Linked DNA regions of Homo sapiens: region 2 is linked to region 1. A link is an interaction called in ENCODE POLR2A ChIA-PET data of the cell type or tissue named here. Cell type or tissue: Panc1. All regions are shown on one strand. Each heading gives the region's core, and the rest is flanking DNA. Links, peaks and the distances in the headings are about the cores only.

What was found. ChIA-PET counts read pairs that join two places held together with the same protein. Peaks named below come from ENCODE experiments on the same cell type or tissue, not always from the same donor. Only the 100,000 strongest peaks of a DNase experiment are listed, where the experiment ranks them.
Region 2: POLR2A ChIA-PET joins it to region 1 with 10 read pairs; 1 of 35 experiments calls an interaction of 5 or more read pairs at or near these places.

The regions. Positions count from the first base shown.
Region 1 is chr10:62,156,093-62,172,004 of GRCh38, forward strand. No RefSeq gene overlaps it. Among named protein-coding and RNA genes, the nearest start is that of LINC02621, 95 kb to the right of the region's middle. RefSeq lists an enhancer at 10,615-10,744. In Panc1, for the core only: no CTCF peak of the experiment used is centred there; no DNase peak of the experiment used is centred there; H3K27ac peaks cover 3,176 bases.
Region 2 is chr10:61,466,829-61,473,920 of GRCh38, forward strand. It overlaps TMEM26-AS1 (TMEM26 antisense RNA 1), which reads left to right. Exons shown (of 6, transcript NR_120643.1): 2 at 670-764. Among named protein-coding and RNA genes, the nearest start is that of TMEM26, 17 kb to the left of the region's middle. In Panc1, for the core only: no CTCF peak of the experiment used is centred there; no DNase peak of the experiment used is centred there; H3K27ac peaks cover 895 bases.

The sequences.
Region 1 (15,912 bases), core at 1-5,000:
AAAGACATGAGCCATCGCACCCAGCCAAGAGAGATTTATCTCTTGCCAAGCTCATTGTCTTGTTGGATCCTGACATCGCTCATAGATGGGAAAATGGAGGCCCAGTGAGGGTTAAGTGATGTCTCTTCAAGGCCACAAAAAGTTATTCCTAAATCCTAGTTTCCTAACTCCTAGTCAATAGCTCTTTACATGACATGATGTTGATGAAGCGTCCAGCCCAGTGCCTGGCACTAGCAGCAGAAGCCCAGTGATTATTCATTTACCCTGCTTCCAAACTTCCTCTTTTCTACTTTTCTACTAAAGAGATACTCATAGATTGAAGGATAAGGTGTAACTCCCCCCATCGGTCTACCTGCTTTTCCCACTTTGTGGAGATACGTGCTTTTCTTTGAGTCCCAAGTGGAATGCTCTAAACATGTGTTCTTAATAAAATACAGAGACCAACTAAAATGTAGAAGGTTGTCAAGTCTCAGATCCATAAGGTCGGCAAAAGAATCCCCTCTTAGCCTTCTAACTCAGGCTTGTCACTGAGTCTGTGACCCCAGACCTGTCCCCATGTCTTTCTTTTCCACATGGCTTTACGGTTACCACGCGTTTTGGGAGTGCTCACATTTGAACAGAGGGATAGGGAGAAATATCAAACAGGATGGAGCTATGAGCTTCCACAAGAAGAGTAGAAACAGAGGATGGGAGTGTCCGTGCAGACCACAGGTTGTACATTCTGGTGAAGGAGATGAGGCAAGAAAGAAGTCCATAAATTCTCAGACAATAAGGTCTGGGAAATAAATTCTTTGGATGACAATAGGGAGGTGGTGAAATTTATGAGTATGATTACATAGTGCTGGATTTGTACTGTTTAGACTGGAAAGTCAACAACAATACAGTGCTTGGGGTATTCTCCATATGATCATTTTCCTTCCATTAGGCATAGAATTTTAAAATTATTTCCAAAATACATTCTGACTTTGTATTATGTACATATTTGTTTCAGTGCGGGGGAGGGGGAGCAGGGGAGGAAGGATGATGCCCAGTGCCCACCAATACTGATCCTAAAGAGATTATTCTCTAAGTAAATGCCTTCCGAAGGCCTACCTGATGAATGAAAAGATGCACCTTAGGATGGGTTGCCGGATGTTACAACGGACTATGGAAGAAATATTAATAGTCTTTTTTTTTTTAATGGCAGAGGAAGAACTATGAATGGCTTAAGTCAAACAGGAAGGGGAAATAAATGCAAATTGCTAGTATCCCAAGTATAGGAAAAGAAGCTAAGGTACTTCCAAAGGATTTCAACATCAAGGGTTGAAACAAAAGCTTTGCCTTCTGCTAACCAGAACACTAATTAACCAGATCGGGCTTCTCCCTGACATTCATCTATTTGCAGACTCTGAATCCTTAGTCTCCTTTTATCCAGCAAGTTCCCCAACTATGATTACCTCCAATATATGAGCTCATTTCTCTGCACTTATTCCCAAATGGTTGACATCGATTTGCAACGTTAATGAAGTAAGTACCCAACTATCCTTGTTCATGAGCTATTAGCTCGGTATTGATTGTAGCCTTAATTGACAATTACTTGAATGGGCCAGGCTATACTGAGCTTTTATTAATTTTCCATTGTGATGCTCATTACTAAATTTCTTTGCAATTGTGTAATAATGTAAACTCCCATTGTGGCTAATTGAAGTGGAAAATTCCACTGGTCATTTCCCAAACCTATTTATCTTGGAAAATAAAGAATTTCGTATTGTTAAATTTGATATCAGGATTCTAGGTTTTGATTCTGTGGGAAGTGAATCGTGACTTTGGCTCTGAAAATAAATAGAATTTGCTAATTATTTTTCTTTCACTGCTATTTCAGAGGACATGTGGTATCCAGAGACTTGATTCTTCCCTCCCCTCCTAGACAAACAGTAAACTCCATGTTACTGTTAATTTTTATTCATTCTTCTGCCTCCCTTAAATTTTTTAAAAAATAATTAGAGGTGGAGAAAGGACAGAGAGAAAAGGAGATTATGCAGTTTTAGGGATTTTCATTTTCTTCAGCTAAGCCCTATAAATCAATTTTTTTCCATTCTTTCCAACAAACAAAAAAACTCTTCTGCTTTTAAACCTCCCTCAAATAATACACAAAATGTAGGAGAAATACCAAGACCCTGTTGGAAATAAAAGTCAGAGCTTTGTCACAGAAGAGCAGTTAGGAAGAGGAAGGACTTGCTTACCAGTACAGCTCCCAGAGACACATTGAGAAACCCCTGGCCTCTCACATCTAGACGTCAGAAATCAGAAACATCTCTGGCCCTCACCTCTTAGAGAGCTTCATGCTGACCACCCTTCATCACCCTAATTTGCCCTTTAGTGTCTCTGACCATGTTGGGATTGCCAACATGCACGTTAGGCTTAGTTACAGGCACACTCAGAAAAATGTAATGATAAGGCTCACGCCCTCTGCTCTGTGACTGAGATGAGCTGAGTTTGGGGCACATGATGGGAGAAAGTGATTTGGAAATATGACTTATGACTGAATAAGTCAGAGGAATGGATGTAATGTAATATATAACTGATTAAAGTTGGAGTTCACTTTGTTGTGAGCTACAAAAATGGAGCCACTCCTATGGTCTTCTGAGAGAACCACAAGTGTAACAGAAAGAGAGTTCAAAAGTGAATCCATCAAGGAACTGCTTAATTCTTAGTTTTGCTGCTCTAGAAATATAATCAGTGAATGTCCACAAAATTTTTGTGAAAAAACATTGATTGGCACCCAACAACTTGAACTTTCGATTAATAAGACTAGTGACCTTTTTGTTTTGTTTTGTTGACCGTCACACATGCCTTCTGAGCCTTATATTTGTCTTTTTTTTTCAGCTCCCCTTTACAATCAGTTTTTCCCACTTTATAAAATGCAGTAGATATGAAGATCGACTGCCCAGCCATCCCTCAACAAAGGACTTGCTGCCTGTAGTGGGGTAAATGATGACCCCAAAAAGATACATCCACCCTAAACCTCAGAATGTTACCTGAACGTAGCAAGTTTTCTTATCAGTGAGATGTTTTCAGAACATCTTCTTCAGAGAGATGTTCTGAAAGAAAAAAATTAACCAAGATCAGTTGACTTTGAGTACAATCATCTCCATCTGTGTGAAAGGCAATGCAGTGGGTGGAAAATGCTCTTCCCTGGGAATCAAAATTCTCATGAGTTAATGTCTCTAAACCTTATGATAAAATGAGGGGTTTGGCCCATATGACCTTAGGGGCTTTTGTTCTCTAAAATGCTGTGATTTGGTCTTGAGACACTGAGCTGCATGAGAGTAGAATAGTGGAAATGGTACTGGCCTGAGAGTTCAGAGCATGGCTTTGCATTTTCATTCTCCTGGCCAGCTATGTGGCCTTGGACAGGTCACTTCCCCTTCCTGGGCCTTCCTTTCCTCCTCTGCACCAATGAGTGTGACTGAGGCAGCTAACATGTCAGCATGGTGAGTAATGGCTCTTGGGATGGTCACTTTTATGTGTCAACCTGGCTATGCTATGGTACTCAGTTACGTAATTAAACAGTAATCTAGGTGTTGCCGGGAAGGCTATTTCGCAGATGTGGTTGACATCTATCATAAGTTGGCTTCAAGTAAAGGAGATTACCCTCAAAATTGGCCAGGCCTTGTCCAATCAGTTGGAAGTTCCTAAGAACACAAACTGTGGTTTGCAGAAGAAAAAATTCTGCCTTGAGTCTGCAGCATTAACTCCTGCCAGAGTTTCTGACTTGCCAGCCTGCCCTATGGATTTTGGACCTGCCAGCCCCCACAATTGTGTGAGCCAATTCCTTAAAATAAATCTCTTTATATAAATATATATCCTGTTGGTTCTGTTTCTCTAGAGAACCCTGACTGATACAGCCCTCTAAATGAGATGGTAAATCTGTGGTCATCAAAGGAAGATGCCTTTCTTCTACTTGCTGTGGTAGGAATAGTTTTAGAAACATTGCAAAGTGCAGGTTACCTCAGGGGCCATATTCAGCCCACAGACTTTTTTTTTTTCCTTCTGCCTACATTGTTTGTTTTGAACTAGCTAATATTTAAAAACAAGGAGATATTACTTAAATTATGAATTTCTAATTCTCTTCAATAATTAGAGACCTAGCAACCTAAGATCTCTATTCCTGCAAGGAAATAATCAGCTTGAACTAAATCCTCAAACTGGGTTACTTGTCACCCTAGGGTACACAAAGGCTTTCCAAGGAGTATCAATTTCCAGACGCTCGTCTTCCATATGTTCTCATTTCTAAAGCTGATCTGCTTGGCAACCTGCTTGCCTTCTGAGCCTCACATTTGTCCTGTTTTTCTCTCAGCTCCCCTTTCCAATCACTCTTTTCCTACCTGATAAAATATAGATATGAAGACAGGCTGCCCAGCTATCCCTTCAGCACAGGACTTGCTGCCTGTAGTGGGGCTAACGGTGACCCCCAAAAGATACGTCTACCTGAAACCTCAGGATGTTACCTTACATTGGAGTAAGGGTCTTTGCAGATGTAATTAAGGTAAAGATCTTGAGATGAGATTGTCCTGGATTAGGGTGGGCCCTAAATCCAATGATAAGGATCCTTATAAAAGACTGAAAAGGAGAAAGCAGACAGGGAGACACAGAGGGGAAGGCCATGTACAGACAGAGACAGAGACTGGAGGAACGCATGTGCATGCCAAGGGAATCCAGGGATGGCCAGGTGCCACAGAAGCTGAGAGAGGCATGGGATGCTTCTCCCTCAGAACCTCCAGGAGGAACCAGCCCTATATACACCTTGATTTTGGACTTCTGGTCTCCAGAATTGTGAGAGAATAAATTTCTGTTACTCTTAGTTACAAGTTTGTGGTAATTGGCTATGGCGGCCCTAGGAATCCAATCCACTGTCCATCTGTGGAGAGTGCAGCCAGCAGACAGCCCCCCAGCAGACAGACCCAGCTCTTTCAGGGTTGGCCTCAGCTGCAGGGATTACACCCATCCTGGTGACCAAGCCTCTAGTGGTATAAAGACCTGTCTCCAAGACAACTCTAATGGGCAGCACTCACTTCAGAGCTCCTAGCCAGGTTGGCCAAGGCTTCGCAGATTTCGTCTGTGCCCAGGCCTACTTCCTTTCACAGATACTGATCCCTGATAAACATCTTGCCCCATGTTCTGCTTCCTGAGATCCTAACCTGCCCTGCAAAGGAAATGCACACCTTTTGCCCATCTCAAATCCGACTGTGGCACACTGCCTCAGGGTGTTAGAACTTTCTCCATGACAATGAGGCAATTCAAAATATTCATATGGAAGTAACAAAACAGTTCCTATTCACATTTACTTATTTTTGTCAACCAGGTTTCTCAGCCTTTATAGCTATAAATGCCAAAAATAGGAACAGACTTGATGCTGAACCCTATCTCATTCTAGCATTAAATAATAGCCATCCATGCATACATGAACTAATTGGAACAAATAAAACCCCATGCATCTTATATAGCTATGCACTTTTAATAAATTTTTAATTTCATGTTTAATAATCATTCATAAAAATGTTTAAAGTATATTTATATTGTTTTGATCAATTTTTCCAGATGATAAATTTCCTGAACACCTATGGCCTTATGGTAGCAGGAAATAAAATTTCAGTTTGTATTTTTATTTATATTATCAAGAAGCCTGATAGGGTGATGCATAAAACACTTGAAAACAAACTTACCATATTAGAATGAAATTTTGTGGGGTAATAGAATTTAAAATATGAATTCAAGGAGAGAAAAGAAGTAAAATTTCTGTATGTCAAAAAGAACTTGTGTTTTTAATTTATAGTTGATGATATCAAATTGCTATGGGGTTTACATTTTACTAGAGGGATGTAAACTTTTATGTTTTTATTTATTTATGTATTTATTTTTTTTTGAGATGGAGTTTCGTTCTTGTCGCCCAGGCTGGAGTGCAATGGCACGATCTCGTCTCACTGCAACCTCACCTCTGCCTCCTGGGTTCAAGCGATTCTTCTGCCTCAAACTCCCGAGTAGCTGGGATTACAGGCCCCTGCCATTATTTTTGTATTTTTAGTAGAAACAGGGTTTCACCACGTTGGCCAGGCTGAACTCCTGACCTCAGGTGATCCGCCCGCCTCCGCCCCCCAAAGTGCTGGGATTACAGGCGTGAGCCACTGTGCCGGGCTTAAACTTGTATTTTAAAATGTTGCCATTTACCATACACCTCTAATTACCATCTTAAAAATAACTATTAAACTTATTATTAAAAAATTTAGATGTTAACTTAAAAATCTGATAAGGGTTACATAGTTTTGCAAAACATTTTTAGGAGGTTCATGAGCAAAAAGTTCGATGACCACTGATTTGTGTTGCCTGCTGGCCCCTGAGGGCTTTAGCTAAACTACTAAATACCTCTGTGCTAAAGCACATGTTAACACTTTAGTGCAGTTCTTGGGAGCTTTAATTTTTTCAATCATTTAAGATTCATGGCTGAAATACAGAAATGGGGAAGATTTTTCTAATTCCCACCAAGGTTATCTGAAGGCAAGGGCCACAGGAGAATGCTCTGAGGGGCAAGAGAAAGACACACTTACAAATTCCCCCAAAAGAATTTAAGAGAAGCTGCTCCTTCTGCACTCCCCCATGCCCTCCTGCCACTACCACCGGCTTTCTCTCTTTCCCCTCTCCTGTAGGCTCTATTAGGGGTGGAGGAGAATGAGACATCAGAGGAGAATGTATTCACTTTGCATATTGACGTGCCTTCCAAAACAATAATTATAACCAAAATAATGACTGCCATTTATTGAATGCTTACTTTGTGCCAGGTTAAAAAAAAGAATTCTCTTAACAGCTGGCATCAGGATTCTTCATAGGAAGGGAACTATGTTTGGGGAATCCCTTGAATAAGCCCTCTTAGGGACTGATTCTAACAATTATTCAGAAGATGAGTTAGAAAAGCAAGAAAATCCGGGGAAAAATTATGACAAATAACAGCCAATAACTTTATAAATGCCTGCTGTGTGGTAGGCACTGTTTTAAGCACTTTACATACAGAAATGCATTAAATCCTCACAATCACATTATTATTATCCCCATCTCAAAGATGGGACAACTGAGGTACAGAATGACTAAGCAAATTGTCTCAGTTCAAGTAAGTGGTAAACTGTCCCCTGGCCCCGGAGTCCAATGCTCTTATCTACTATGTAGTATCTAAGGTCTTAATAACAACTGTGCTGTGCTATGCTAGGATTTTAAAAAACCAAACAATAGTAATTAAACCAGTGTTATGCCTTTTCATCATACAGTAAGGAAATAGGAGAGAGACCAAAAGTAGACCCACATGTAGAAAATTAGCATATGATAATTAGGCATTTCAAATCAGTAGCAAAAATGAAAATAAATTTCTACTTTACACCTAAACTGAATTATATTCCAGATGGATCGAATGTATATAAATGTAAATGTATCAAAAATCTTAAGTACTAGGAGAAAATATTGGAATATTTTTGTAATTTTGGCATTTCCTTCTAGGCAGATGATGCCTGGAATTTTTATTTAAAAAAGAAGATTAGTATCTTTTTCTACATAAATATGAAAAATTGAAAAAACACTTTAATCTAAGCTGTAAGACAAATAATACTCTGAAAAAATATTGCAAATATATGATAAACAAAAAGACCAAACCTGATATATATATATATATAACATTTATTTAGTTTTGAGAAAGGGTCTCGCTTTTTCGCCCATGCTTGAGTGCAGTGGCATGATCTCGGCTCATTGCAACCTCCACCTCCCGGGTTCAAGCTATTCTCCTACCGCAGCCTCCCAAGTAGCTGGGATTACAGGCTTGTACCACCAAACCCAGCTAATTTTTGTATTTTTAATAGAGACGGGGTTTCACTGTGTTTGTCAGGCTGGTCTCGAACTCCTGACCTCAAATGATCCGCCCACCTTGGCCTCCCAAAGGGCTGGGATTACAGGCGTGAGCCACCATGCCTAGCCCTCATAATATATTTTTGAAATTTCTGTAAATTAACAAAAATGCCAAACTACCAATTAGAATAAGAAAAGAGATACAAATATGCAATTCACAGAAAAATAAATGCAAATGGAAATGAACAAATAAATCACTGCACAATCACACTCAAAGCCAAAGGTGTACAAATTAAAAAACAACGGCTAAAAAAATTAAACTCATAGAGATAGGAGTAGAAACATGGTTGCCAGAGACTAGGAAGGGTGGGACTCGGTAGGGATAAAGAGGGGATGGTTAATGGTATTAACCCAGCCTGGGCAACAGCGCGAGACTCCATCTCAAAAAAAAGAAAAATACAGTTAGATAGAATGAATAAGATATAGTATTCAATAGCACCATAGGGTGACTATAGTTAAGAATAATTTATTGTATATTTTAAAATGAGTAAAACAGTGGAATTGGAATGTTCCTAACACAAAGAAATGATACATGCCTAAGGTGATGGATACCCTAATTACCCTGATTTTTTGATCATTACGCATTGTATGCCTGTATCAAAACATGACATGTACCCCACAAATATGTACAACTATGTATCTATAACACTTCAAAAAATAGGGAATATCACATTTAAAGAAGAAATTAGCAAATATTAAAATGTTTGAAAAAATGTCAAGTGAGAAAACTCAAGATATTATTGGCATATGGATGGTAGTGTAAACGTTAAGCTTTTTGGGAGAGAACTCTGGCAGTAGCTATTCTAACAGCAAATGCATATTCCATTTGTTCTAGAAATTACAGGGGGAGTTATCATGTCCCCAATATTCAAGAACCTAGAACGAGTACACATTTCCCCGCTGGGTCAATTCTGCATGTCAGTCTGGTATTCAGACTCCACCATAACACAGGCCCACCTACTCGTTCAGTGCAACTTCCCCACACCAACCTGTCACCCCAAGCCTGTCAGGTCCCAAACAGCACACCTCCCACCCCCAGGCCTTTGCTCATGCTGTTTCATCTTCTCGAAGGACCTTCCCTCCTTGCTTTTCACGTCTCCCTACCTGCTTCAAGGCCCAGCCCAAGCTCCATCTCCACCAGGATGCCAGGTCCTTAGCACAGTCCCTGATATTAAGTAAGGACTCAATAAACGCAATATTTTGTTACTTTAATATTACTAACACTTACACATTTACTCTCTCAGGTTGCTCCCTAATTCTTTGGGGTATGTTTTCTTTACAATTAGGTTGAAAGTTTCTTGAAGACAAGAAATACTTTGGGCTTTCCATGTAAAGACAGTATAGTTTCCAGAGCTTTAACATCACACAGACCTTGGTTGTCCCTCGATCTGCCTTTTTCTTTCCTTTTTTTTTTTTTTTTTTTTGAGACGGAGTCTCGCTCTGTTGCCCAGGCTGGAGTGCAGTGGCGCGACCTCCGCTCACTGCAAGCTCCGCCTCCCAGGTTCACGCCATTCTCCTGTCTCAGCCTCCGGAGTAGCTGGGACTACAGGCGCCCGCCACCACGCCCGGCTAATTTTTTGTATTTTTAGTAAAGACGGGGGTTTCACCATATTAGCCAGGATGGTCTCGATCTCCTGACCTCGTGATCCGCCCGCCTTGGCCTCCCAAAGTGCTGGGATTACAGGCGTGAGCAACCATGCCGGGCCTGATATGCCTTTTTCTACTGATGGTTAGTTATTTCACCTGTAGGCACTAGCCCATAATACCTGCTAAATGCATTGTTACTAGGATGATTACAGCCGTTTACCTGCTCTCTGTATCATGGTTCCCCAGTCCCATCAATGCCAAAATAGAATCAAACTCATGGAAAGTATTCAGCAAACTCTTATTGGAAGTTGATCAGCTAGAGGTCCAAATTGTCACGCATTCTATCAAATACGCTTTAAATGACATTTTGTGTGTGTGGTGCACGTGTGTGTGTGTTTTCACTCATTCATTCATTCATTCATTCATTCATTTAACTAAGAAGAACTCTTCTTTGCCTTTAAGTGGGCTAGTGACTATTCTCAGTTTAGAACTAGCCAAAGAATCAATCTTGACCCAGTTGCTAGGAAACCCTGTCTTTGGAAAGAAGTTAAGAATCAATTTCCCCATGCTTTAAAGAACATGTATTTAAGTAAATTACTTCCTCAGAAATATTGATTCATTCCAAAAGCATTTAAATAATATGAAAAACAAGAGGGTTTTTATGTGGAAGCTGTATCTTGACAGTAAAGTAGATGTGCACTTAAGAAAATATATTTACACAGATAATCTACATCTTGTTCAAGAGAGAAAATAGACTTTAATGTAGTAATAGGACTATTTATGTAATGAACTCTCATGGGCTCTTGCATAAATCATGATTCCTGGGTTGTGTGAATGTTTTTATGTGCCTTTGTGAACTTTCATAAGACTTTGGTTATGTGATTATATCAAAGGCTGAATTTATATTAGCAAATGAAGCATTGTGAAGACATGAAGACATTTTCTAATGGAAACATCATAACCAGAAGCACATTTTCCCAAAAGATGTGTTTTGAAAAATGCTAAATCATTTTAATGGTCTCAATGTCTTGCAAAGGATTCTCTTGGTCAGCAGCTGGCTTCACATGCAATCTCGGACATCAGCAAGCCCTGCTCCAAAGAGGGATGCCAGCCAGCCTGTGAAATGTTTCTGCAAGAACTTTTGGCTGCCTTAACCGCCTAAAGCAAATGTTTGTTTGCTGCAGTACGAGAATCAAATGCTTTTGTGTGAAAACACTTGCTAGAGAAACAAATGTTTGTTTTGGTAATCGACATTTGGACTGTTGGAACATTACCACTTAAGATATTGGTTTGAGAAATATACATTTAATTTGGAAAGCACCAGTCAGGATCAAGCATGTAACACAAATCTAGGCTGTAAGGAAATGAGGTTGAAATTGGACCCAACATTTTCACTTCCCCTTGTCAGTTCTGACTAAGAAAATGGTTCCTTGATTTACATATTGCCTTATAATGTTACTGAGCAGCAGCATAAAAGAAAAAAAACTGATTTACTTCCTTCTGGAAGAGTATGACTTATAAATTATCAAAGAGAGCAGCAAGAGTGTATTTATCTAGTATTAATATTTAAATGCCATTTTCCTATTGAATGTACCACATGCTCCATATTAGTCTTTTAGATTAGACTTAGTACAAATTGATGTTTCCTAAATGGAAGATTTCTCCTTACAGTTCACTTTTGATTATCCATGCTAACTGGCAGGAGGAAAGGTACAGACACTCCAAAACAGCAGGAGATACAGAAATAAGCTTTGGCTTCTGAAAGCATTAAATTTTTTAGTAGCAAAAAGAAACTAATTACATTTTAAGGGAGAGAGATACAAGGAAGTTTGTGTGGCAAGAGTGTCATTTATACATTAAACATATTATATTTGGTCGTAGATAATCCATAATTAGGAAGTCAAAATATACTATACTGATGTCGAGGCTGATTGCTAGAGCAAAAAGGATTTTAATTTAAAAGTTTCTTTTTTTCTATACATTTTAAACTATATTTTTTGCTTGATGAAAGCCAGAAGCATATGTAAATGCATCTGATTTTTTTTTACCATTATGTTTGAGTTTTTCTCTTTCGTGAAAATAAATTGAGGATCTAGGTTCACCTGAAAATGTATGAGCTGAAACCTATAATCAAATCAATACATAAATAATAATACAATACAATTATAGCTTGAATTCTTTGTTGCTGGCCTTAGCCCTATTTGGTCTTTAGCTTAAAAGAGACTATATTTTGAAATGGAAAAGAGAGATCAGTTCAAAATAGCCAAATGTAAGAATTATTCATTAGAACATCGAGAAACATGACTTTGTATCCTGAATCCACCCACTACTGTTTCCATTTGTAAATTTCATTATTCTGTTAAAAAAGATAAGTGATATAATGCATGTATATTTGAAGTAGTACTTTGAACTCCCCAGAACTTAATAATTCAAAGTATTACAGTAAATTCTCATTTATTCTGAATCCAAACTACCAGAAAGCTGAAATAATGAGAATTTTTTGTACAATTTATAAAATGGTAATGTCCCTGGAGCATTACAAGATTCTAAATTCCTTTGAACAGTCACAGAAAGATTAAATTTTGTTCAGCATAATTTTCTGGTAAGAATGTTTGATAGAGTTCTAATTCTTTGAAGATAGTAATTAATCCATGTGTAGCCTATGGTAATTCTTTTTTAACTTCAATATAAAAATAGTATCTTTGCATTTCCAGAAAACCTTGGTCTTGTATTTCTAGCTGATAAGACCCTAAAATGTATGGCACATCATAAACCTTACAAAGGTTGAGAACAGATCACATATGTCCTACCTTACCATATTTTAGTTTATTTTTATGTTTTTTAGAGATAGGGTCATGCTCTGTTGCCCAGGCTGAAGCGCAGTGGCATGATAGCTCACTGCAGCCGCGACTGCCCGGGATCAAAGGATCCTCCTACCTCAGCTTCCCAAGTAGCTGAGATTAGAGATGAGTGCCACCAAGCCAGGCTATTTTTTTTTTTTCTGCTATGTGGCCAAGTCCGGTCTTAAACTCCTAGACTTAAGCGATCCTCCTGGCATGGTCTCCCAAAGGTCTGCGATTACGGGTGTGAGCAACGGCAGCAGGCAGGCAGGTGGTACCTAACTATAAGTGATTCAATGTGGTTGCAAGTAAAAGAAACCCACTCAAACTGGCTAAAGGAAAAGATAATATTTAGTAACGTGACACTGGGCTCTTTTATAGAACTCAAGCCCATCTTCAGGCATAAACTAGAACCAAAGAATGGAGATCTGGGAAACCCTAGAAATTTGTGCTTTTCTGTCTGTCTCTCATCTTTTCCCCTCTTCGTGTATCTGCTTTATTCTCTTCACAGTCTTCAAACCAACTTCCCCTCTTGTTCTCTCCACTACGTGGGAAGTTGGACCCTTTATGTAATTTACATCATACACTATGGGGTCAGGCTTTAGATAGACATTAACACGCTTTTGACCCTACTTGAATTGTAAGGGGAGAGTAAGATAGGCCCTGCTGGGGTCAAAATCCACACCCCATACCGCTACCCATTAACCCTTCTATCCCTCAATACACTGATCCAGGGAGGAGAGGAAGGATGATAGCCTAGGTAAAACAATAACCTAGGCTATCCTCCAATATCCTTCATGGATAGAGGGAGAAAGAGCAGTTATCAGAGAAAAGGAATCAGTGTGAGCTGAGAATCTACCAACAGTTCTCACACTTGTTTTTCTCGGAATCCCTTTATAGTCTTAAAAATTACTGAGGACCCTGAAAAGCATGGGGTTATAGTTACCAACATTTACCATATTAGAAATTAAAACTGAGAAATTTAAAACCATTTAATTTTAATCCATTAAAAATAATAAACCCATGATGTTAATACTGAGATAATTTTTTATTTTTTGAGATGGGGTCTCGCTCTGTCACCCAGTCTGGAGTGCAGTGGCGCGATCTCAGCTCATTGCAACACCAGGGTTCAAGCGATTCTCCTGCCTCAGCCTCCTGAGTAGCTGGGACTACAGGCACGCGCCACCATGTCTGGCTAATTTTTTGTATTTTTAGTAGAGACGGAGTTTCACCATGTTAGCCAGGATGGTCTTGACCTCCTGACCTCATGATCCGCCCACCTCGGCCTCCCAAATGCTGGGATTACAGGCGTGAGCCACTGCGCCTGGCTTGATATAAATTTTATTTAAAATAAATATATTTGGCTGGGTGTGATGGCTTATGCCTATAATCCCAGCACTTTGGGAGGCCGAGGTGGGTGGATCACCTAAGGTTAGGAGTTCGAGACCAACATGGCCAACATGGTGAAACCCTGTCTCTACTAAAAATACAAAAATTAGCAGGGTGTGGTGGTGCATGCCTGTAATCTCAGCTGCTTGGGAGGCTGAGGCAAGAGAATCACTTGAACCTAGGAGGCGGAGGTTGCAGTGAGCCTAGATCTTGCCACTGCACTCTAGAATGGGCAACAGAGCAAGACTCCGTTTCAGGAAAAAAATAAAAATAAAATATATATATATATATATATATATATATATATATATATATAATAAACATAAATATTTTCCAAAATAAAAAGAAATTAGTGAGAAAAGTAGCACTGTTTTACAGTTTTGCAAGTTTCTTTAATGAGTGGCTTGATAAGAAATAGCTGTACTCTCATATCTGCTTTTGCATTTACTCTGTTGTGATATGTTATTTTGGCTGAATATATTTAGAAAACTGGTTTTACACAGATATGCATTTGGGAAAGGGAGGAGTATTTTAGTAGCCTTTTCATATAATCATAGATATTCTTTTTTGTTACTATACCAAAGTCTGACAAATAATAGTTGTAATACAGAATCTGAGATCATATCAACTAACATTTTGTACTCTGTTACAGTAGTATCCATTGGTTTATCTTGCACTTTTATTCAGGCATGATCATGCACTGGCCATTTGGAAAATATTGGCTGACTGAGTTATAGAGATTTTCCAAATGTTGATACATTTTATTATGCGACGTAAAAAATCATATTTTCTAATATCACTATCAATTTATCAGAAGAGTTTTTAAGTATTAGGAAGCTGTCACATTCATGGTGACAGATACAAGTTTTCTAAAGTTCTAATTTTCACTTGAAAGAATACATTTTAGCATTGGCAACAAATACTGTCAATTTTATGTCTTATGACAGGCTGACTTCATTCATTTTTTAAAAAATGTCTGCCAAATATCCAAGTATAAATAGCCATAAGTTGTCTGTCAGTTGCACCTTCAAGTAAAAGTAAGTTTCTATTTTTTTTTTTAAAGGAGGTTAGTTGCGCTCACAACTCAGGCAACCACACAAGTGCTTCTCCTTGAAACAATTGTTCTTTGGTATGCAGAAGAAATACTTATGCATACTTCCTCTTTCACCACACAGAATATTAAAAACATGTAATCAAGGGTTACTGTTCAATAAAATTAATGATTTTTAACTGTTCCATCAAGGATATTAAATAAAACTGTCTTTTTCTTTCCCTTTGAGTGCACTTCAGTGAAGAATATGACTACTAATATAGCCTTGGCGTTTCTGCTAAGGCACCAAAAGTTTTATCCAATATAGCCTTTTTATCATCAGTGCAAATGTCAACATAATGAAGAATGCAAGTGACTTTTTTTTTTTTTTTGATACGGAGTCTCGCTCTGTCGCCCAGGTTGGGGTGCAGTGCCGCGATCTCCACTCACCGCAAGCTCCGCCTCCCGGGTTCACACCACTCTCCTGCCTCAGACTCCTGAGTAGCTGGGACTACAGGTGCCTGCCACCATGCCCGGATAATTTTTTGTATTTTTTAGTAGAGACGGGGTTTCAGCGTGTTAGCCAGGATGGTCTCGATCTCCTGACCTCGTGATCCACCCGCCTCGGCCTCCCAATCTTTTTAGTGCTTTTATAAAAATAGTTTTGCCCTCTCAGATCATCCAAAGGTGTCAGAGACACACCCCTTACCTGCCCCTACCACCAGAGATTTGTGGACCACGCTTTGATAACCACTGTTATATGCCAACCTGCTAAACATGGATTCACATTAACTGAAATCACTGAGCAATTTAGAGCAATTTATTATTTTGGTATATTATCTTCTTGACAAAAAAAGGAAATATACATCCATATTAAGTGGGAAAACATCACATTTTAAAAACGATAAATTATAACTTTTTAGTAATCAGTTCTAGGGGAGAATTAAAACACTCAGACTGGTAAAGTTGGTTAAAAAAAAAGCAAACAAACGAAAACAACCCTCAGAGCTGGTGGAGTTCAATGTTATACCCAGTGGAAGACTATTTAGAACAATAAATGCCGTGGTTTCTGTTTGATGGATTACTTTGCAGGAACTGAGAGGGCCATGCAATGAGCCATGTGGTATGGCAATTTTCCAAATC
Region 2 (7,092 bases), core at 1-5,000, 690 kb before region 1:
AAGCAGGAGTAGCAGATACCATGGCCTGGTTATACTACCATCTCAACATCAAGCTACCAGTTGGGTTATAGAAGATTTGGTTTAGGTCCAGTGGATTTGCAATCAATGAAGAGCTAAACTAGAGTTACAAAGACAGTGTCTGGTGTGTGTGTGTGTGTATGTGTGTGTTTTAATTTATACTACACAACCAACTTTCAGAACCCTAATTTGCTGCAAGGCCCCTATGTTTGTAACAAGGTGGTTTTCATTCTTTCAGTAACACTGTTTTTTGTTTTTACCTAGTTGAAGAGACCTCTTGAAATATTTTCAAGTGTTATATAATATTTTCATGTGTGTTAATACAACACCTTTATGCTGTAAGTCCAAAAGAAAAGTCAAACAAAGGGTCGTCTGTAGCAACACTAAGGTGTTTCCATTTTTCACTGCTCTGCATTCACAGAGTTTGGAGATGACCTATGAAGCTATAAATAAAAGCAATACGATTTTTCTGTAAAACAATTTCTAAACTTTTCAAAACGTGCAATGTTAGATTCATGTAATAGATTGTTACAGGCTTTCCTTGGGGAAGCTACAGGCTTTTTTCCCTTTTACGAATCAAAAGTTGATAATGCAGAAATATTGCACAAATATCATGACAATATCTTTTCTTTTCTTTTTATTGAACAATAGTTGTGATTTGAAGAGTAACCTTCTTCAGAAAACTGTGGAGACTTCACAGAAATGGCAGAAGCTAGTTGAAGTCTACAAATTACCTAATGGAACAGGTAAGCTTTATGCCTTTAAAATTTTATATATATATATATTTTATATTTTCTTTGAAGTCTCTGGTACAGAACTTTTCAGCTCGTAATATTTTGTATTGAGCATGAAATTGACTGCTGTTCTCACTGCTTCGTCTTTTCAAAGCCCGCAATGTAGGAAAAAAAAAAATCGATTTTTTTTTACAAGCCCCAAATCCAAGAACCATACCAATGCTGCCTTTCTTTCCCACAGAGCCGTTAAAAAATATATATCAACATGGCTTCTACCATATTACTAAATTCTATCAAGTTGGTACCCTTCTAACAACAGTAACAACAGCAGATTCCCAAAGTCGTAAGGAGTGAGGAATGGTGAATGGAAACAGTAGGGAGGGAGTTACGGAACAGTGTTACTTTTTTTTTTTTTTTTTTTTTTTTTTTTGAGACGGAGTCTCACTCTGTCTCCCAGCCTGGAGCGCAGTGGCGCAATCTCGGCTCACTGCAACCTTCACCTCCCAGGTTCAAGTGATTCTACAGCCTCAGCCTCCCGAATAGAGTAGCTGGGATGACAGCCACGTGTCACCACGTCTGGCTAATTTTTGTGTTTTTCGTAGAGACGGGGTTTCATCATGTTGGCCAGGCTGGTCGCAAATCCCTGACCTCAGGCGATCCGCCGCCTCAGCCTACCAAAGTGCTGGGATTACAGGTGTGAGCCACCGCGCCCAGCCCAGTGTTACTTTTTAAGACAGATTCAAGAAGCTTTAAAACTGAGTTGACAATTTAGTCACAGGTAAAAATATACTGCATGCAATTAGCTAAAAATTTCTTACAGTAAATGAAAGTCTTGGTATGGCAGACACTGCAAACCTACCAAGGCACATTGAGTTATGAATTGAGGTTTGGACATTCTAGCATGGACAGCTCCCTTCCCCCACACTTCAAACTTCAAACTCGTCTACCTCCTGCCTCCCACACACAGACTCCCAGTCCCACCCTAAATTGACCTATTGAAACTTGCTCTGTTGCCCTCAAAGAGTAAGAGGCTATTTATTCTTCCCTAAACATCCGACTCCTGCACATTCCAAACTAATAGACACAGCCATGCCCCAGGTTTCTGTAGGATCCATAAACCTCACACGCAATTCAGGAGCCTGAATTCCACACGCAACAGAAATTTAGACCAATGAGGGACAAAGTTAAAAGTTCCTTCTGGAGGAAGGCTGAAGAAGAGAAATCAATCACTTACGAAAACTGATGAATGATTCTGGCTCTCAGGCGAGGGAAGAGGGGTCCTGTGCACTCTGTGGGGCTGTTTGTAACCCTCCAGAGTCACCTGCATGCTTTGGGATAATAGTAAAACTAGCTATCACTAGGAAACCGGGCCACTACGCCATGGGACATCGGCCTTAAGAGTGGGATGTGGGCCGGGCACAGTGGCTCACGCCTGTAATCCCAGCAGATGGGTTACCTGAGGTCAGGAGTTCGAGACCAGCCTGGCCAAGATGGTGAAACTCTGTCTCTACTGAAAGTACAAAAATTAGCCAGAGTCGGTGGCGCACCTTTAGTCCCAGCTACTCGGGAAGCTGAAACAAGAGAATCGCTTGAATCCGGGAGCAGAGGTTGCAGTGAGCCAAGATCGCACCACTGCACTCCAGCCTGGGCGACAAGAGTGAAACTCCGTCTTAAACAACAACAAAAAAAGAGTGAGATGTGAGAAGGGAAAAGCGTTTTCCTACTGTCCTACGGAAGAAAACCAAACAGTCAAAGGCAAGGAGCCACGGAGCTCTAACCATCAATGGCAGATCCACACACCAGGTGAGCAGCTTGAGCAAGAGCTGGGAATCAGCAGCCCGAGCACTTCCAGAGATGATTACCCCAGAATCCACGGTCAGGGCACTTCCGGAGTCCACAGTCAGAACACTTCCGGAGGTGGTCACCTTGGATCTGTGGTCAGGACATTTACAGAGGTGATCACCTGGGTCTGTGGTCAGGGCACTTCTGGAGATGGTCTCTCTGGATCTGTGGTCAGGACATTTACAGAGGTGATCACCTGGGTCTGTGGTCAGAGCACTTCTGGAGATGGTCTCTCTGGATCTGTGGTCAGAACATTTTCTGAGGTGATCACCCCGGAATCCACGGTCAGGGGCACTGATGGAGACGGTCATCCATAGGATGGTCAGTGACCCTAAAACAAGACAGAGAGTTAGTTATATGGGGACAAACATCCGCCCTCATAGACTTTGAAAAAAGACTCTGGGTGAGTTTATCCAGGAGCCGTGAGCTGGAGGGGCCTGCAAACCTTCAGGTTACTTTTTCTTAAAGCACCATTGATCAAGGCTTTTTCATGGTTAGAGAGCAAACCAAGGCTACGTGTCACAAATGTAATTTAGGTCCTCTACTGAAAGCTTAATGGACCATTTGCCCCCTCTATCTTGTGTGCTTTATTCCTTTTTAATCAAGAAAATTAATTTTTTTAATTAAATGTTTTTAAATTCTGCACTCCTATTCATATGTTGTCCTACTGAGTTATTTCTTGTGCCATGAGGTCAGAACCCACAGGAATAGTTGAATTTTGGGAATAGAATTTGAGGAGAAGGACCAGAGGGCTGAGGACTGAGCCTTTGGAGATGCTCACAGGCAATGGACAGCACCTAGAAGAAGGAAGAATTCAGTGCCAGTTGGCTCATGCAAAGGTCAACCAGCCCAGAAGTCTATATTAACTGATACCCTAAAACCTCGATTCTTATTTTTACTTGAAATATAGAACAAAGTTGACTTATACATACATATACACATGAATATGTAAATACACATGAATGAGGAATCTCTCTCTCCACACATACACAGGCCATTCTAAAGTCGTTTTCAGAATGTCTTATTATTGAATGAAAAAAAAACCTGAAGTATGTATGTTACTTTTCTAGTTATCTAAGAAAGAAGGGTATAAATATTAGGTTGGTGCAAAAGTAATTGTGGTTTTTGCCATTATTTGCACCAGCCTAACAGATTCATTGTTTTTTTAATAGCTGAAGAGTACACCATTGTGTGGACGTACCATAATTTATTCAGCTAGGCCCCTTTTGGTGGGCATTTGAATTGTTCTTAGTAGTTTGCTGTTACAAAGCACTGGCTTACAGTGAATTGCCTTGTCCACATATCTTTTCTTGCTTTTTCCAGTGAATCATTGGGATAATTTTTTTAAAGTAAGATTGGCAATAGTGTAAATGAGTATGTGATTTTTCTAAATATTGCCAAATTCCTTTTCCTATAGGTCGTACTATTCATTTTGTATTTCTACCAGCAATATATAAGAATGGCTGTTTCCCACCCCATCACTAGTGTCATCCACAGAGTGTGCACTGACATTGGCATTTTGCCAACCTAATGATGAGAAATGCTATCTCAGTATAGTTTAATTTCACTTCTCCTTTTGTAATTGATTGAGCATTTTTACATTTATATTTCCCTATAGAAAATATAAAATTTAACTCTTAAAAATTCAGCTTACCTGATATCAACATTATCAAAATATATCAAACTTCCTGTGTAAACCTAGAGCGAATGGCTATTTTTGTGTCCTAGCTACAGACAGCAAAATATGGAATCCTTCCCCACTCTTTGTAGCAATGACCCTTTAAGTCCTAGGTTGTCTCAACTTCATGATATCCATACCACACAAGGGAATGAATTTTTCCCCTAATGATTATATAGGTTACATTTTTCCAAATGATATCTTCTTCAGTTCCCTCCCAATGTATTCCATTTCTTAACTCAATAACACACATTTACTGAGTTTCTACTATGTACCTGAACAACATAGATCCCATAGTAACCAATCAGAGCCAGTCTTTCTCTGGGCTGCTGGCACCATCAACGCATTGCAAAATTCCAGAAATTTCTGGCCACTCACAGTTCCCAAGCCCCTAATAAAACTATTTTAATTCTATGTGTTTCCTCTACCCAATATCAACATTTTGCATAATTGGGATGCGGAAAAACTCTCCACTCTGGAGGAGGCTTTGAGTTTAGAAAAGAAAGCAGGGTGGAAGAGAAGTTGTTCTTCAACAAAACAAGATTAACTAAAAAAACAAGAGTCCTGAGGAGTCCTGGGCTTTGCGGTCAATGTGATTTATCATTCAGGGCTCTGACTAAGACACAAGAGTTGAGTAGCAGGCAACTTTTGAAGCTCTACAACTTACTGAATTTTAGTCTCTTCATTAAAGTATAATCTGAATTTTATTCTCTTCATCCAAGTATAATTCTTTCATTTACAATGAGTCCAAGAGAAAAGATACATTAAAATATTTAAGATTATTAAGTAGATACTAAATATTATAAAGTCTTGACCAAAAAAAGTGCTTCTCTTGAATAAACAATAGCAAATGACTCAAATGACAGAGATGATTTGTGAAAGTGCTAATAGTTAGACTGTATTTCAGAGCTGACTAAACTTGTTTTTTCTTATAGCCCCCCCATCCATGCCATTAGCAAATTCTACTTTCAAAATATATCTTCAATTCTAAGCATTCTCATTATCCCACTGTTATCCCTCTAATTCAGGCCTCACCTAGTCTATAACCACAGCCTCCTAACTGGCCTCTCTACTTATGAGCTTATCCGTACTTCAGCCTTCAGTTATACCTCAATTATCCATACAGCAACCAGAGTGATGATTTAAAATTGTGACACAGCTCCTGCCACTGATCCTTCACGCCCTCTATTGGTTCACAATCACACCCGTTTAAATCCAAATCCCTTTCATGGCCTGAAAGCCTCCACTTGATCATGATCCAGCCCCTCACCTCCTCTCTGACCTGGCCTCCTCTCACTTTCTGTCTTGCTCATTCTGCATGGCCAGAAGTCTTCTCACACTTCCTGATAAAATCCAGACATGATCCTGGATCAAGGCCTTAGCACTTCCTCTTCCTCTGCTTGGAACTCTTGGCTCATAACTCCCTGTGACTTCCTTCAAGGCTCTGCTCAAACACTTAATTAGCGAGGACTTCCCTGACTAAAATGGCACTTCAGTCACTCTCTGCTTACCCTGATTTATTTTTCTTCATAATATAATTTTCAATACGTGGCACACTTTATACTTATTTGTTTATCGTCTGTCTCCTCCTACAAGAATGTAAACTCCACCAGAGGAGAGACTTTGTTTTGTTCACAGATGGATCTGCAGGGCTTAGAATTGTGAACGAAGAGTTATTACAGTGGCCTGTTCCCAGGAGAGGCATGTGAAATAAAATTATGAAGTGGGATATTGCTTTATCGACAGCTGTTTGGACTGTAAATACTCCTTGTCACCATCAGGTTACAAAGTCTCTCGTAACAAAGATAGGGAGGTAGGTTGGAGAGGGGTAGGGACAAAAAAAAAGAAGAGGAGTTAGGGTGTTCCTAATATGGCCCAAGGGAGAAATAATGGTGGTTTGCATAAGGGTATGGCGGCCCAGATGGAGAGAACCAACAGGGCTTGGTAATGGTTTGAATGTGGGAAATGAAAGAAAAAAAAGAAAAGAATAAAAATGGTCCTTGATAATTTTTTTTCGCACGAACAGTTGAGTGTATACTGGTGCCTTCTGCTGAGATGGAGAAGGGTGAAGAAAGAATGAGATGTGTGTGTTTATTTGGAGAATGGGGATTGGTAATAGTAGAAGTTGTGCCAACCCCCCACTTCCACAAACAATGTGCACACACAAGCACACACCCATCTATTTCCCACACTTCTCTGCTCTGCTTTATGGCCAGGGTGTGCTCTTGTCGTCTGATTTCAAATGGCATAAGGCAATATGAGGTACCAGCAAGAGGCTGAATAAGAAACAAGTAGGAGAATTTATTCCTTTAGACCCTCCCTGTCTCACTCCAGTTCTGCCAGTCACTGCATTCTGGGATTGCTACTTCAATTGGATGGACCTTGTTCTATGGCTTCAGGCTTTCCCTGGGTTCCTTTTGCTTGTCCCTACAGGATTAAAGAAGATAACAGCTTTCCAATGTTGCTAATCCCTGGATGCCTTAACACCTTGTATTGGCTTCTATAGTTCTGCCCACACCTTGGCAAACTGTACTTCATTAAACTTTCTTTTTTTTTTTCATTGCCCAGGCTGGAGTACAGTGGCATGATCTCAGCTCTCTGCAACCTCCATCTTCCAGGTTCGAGCAATTCTCCTCCTGCAGCCTCCCCAGTACCTGAGATTACAGGCACGCACCACCATGCCTGGCTAATTTTTGTATTTTTAGTAGAGACAGGTTTTTGCCATGTTGGCTAGGCTGGTCTCAAACTCCTGACTTCAAGTGATCTGCTTGCCTCGGCCTCTAAAAGTGCTGGGATTACAGGCATGAGCAACGACTCCTG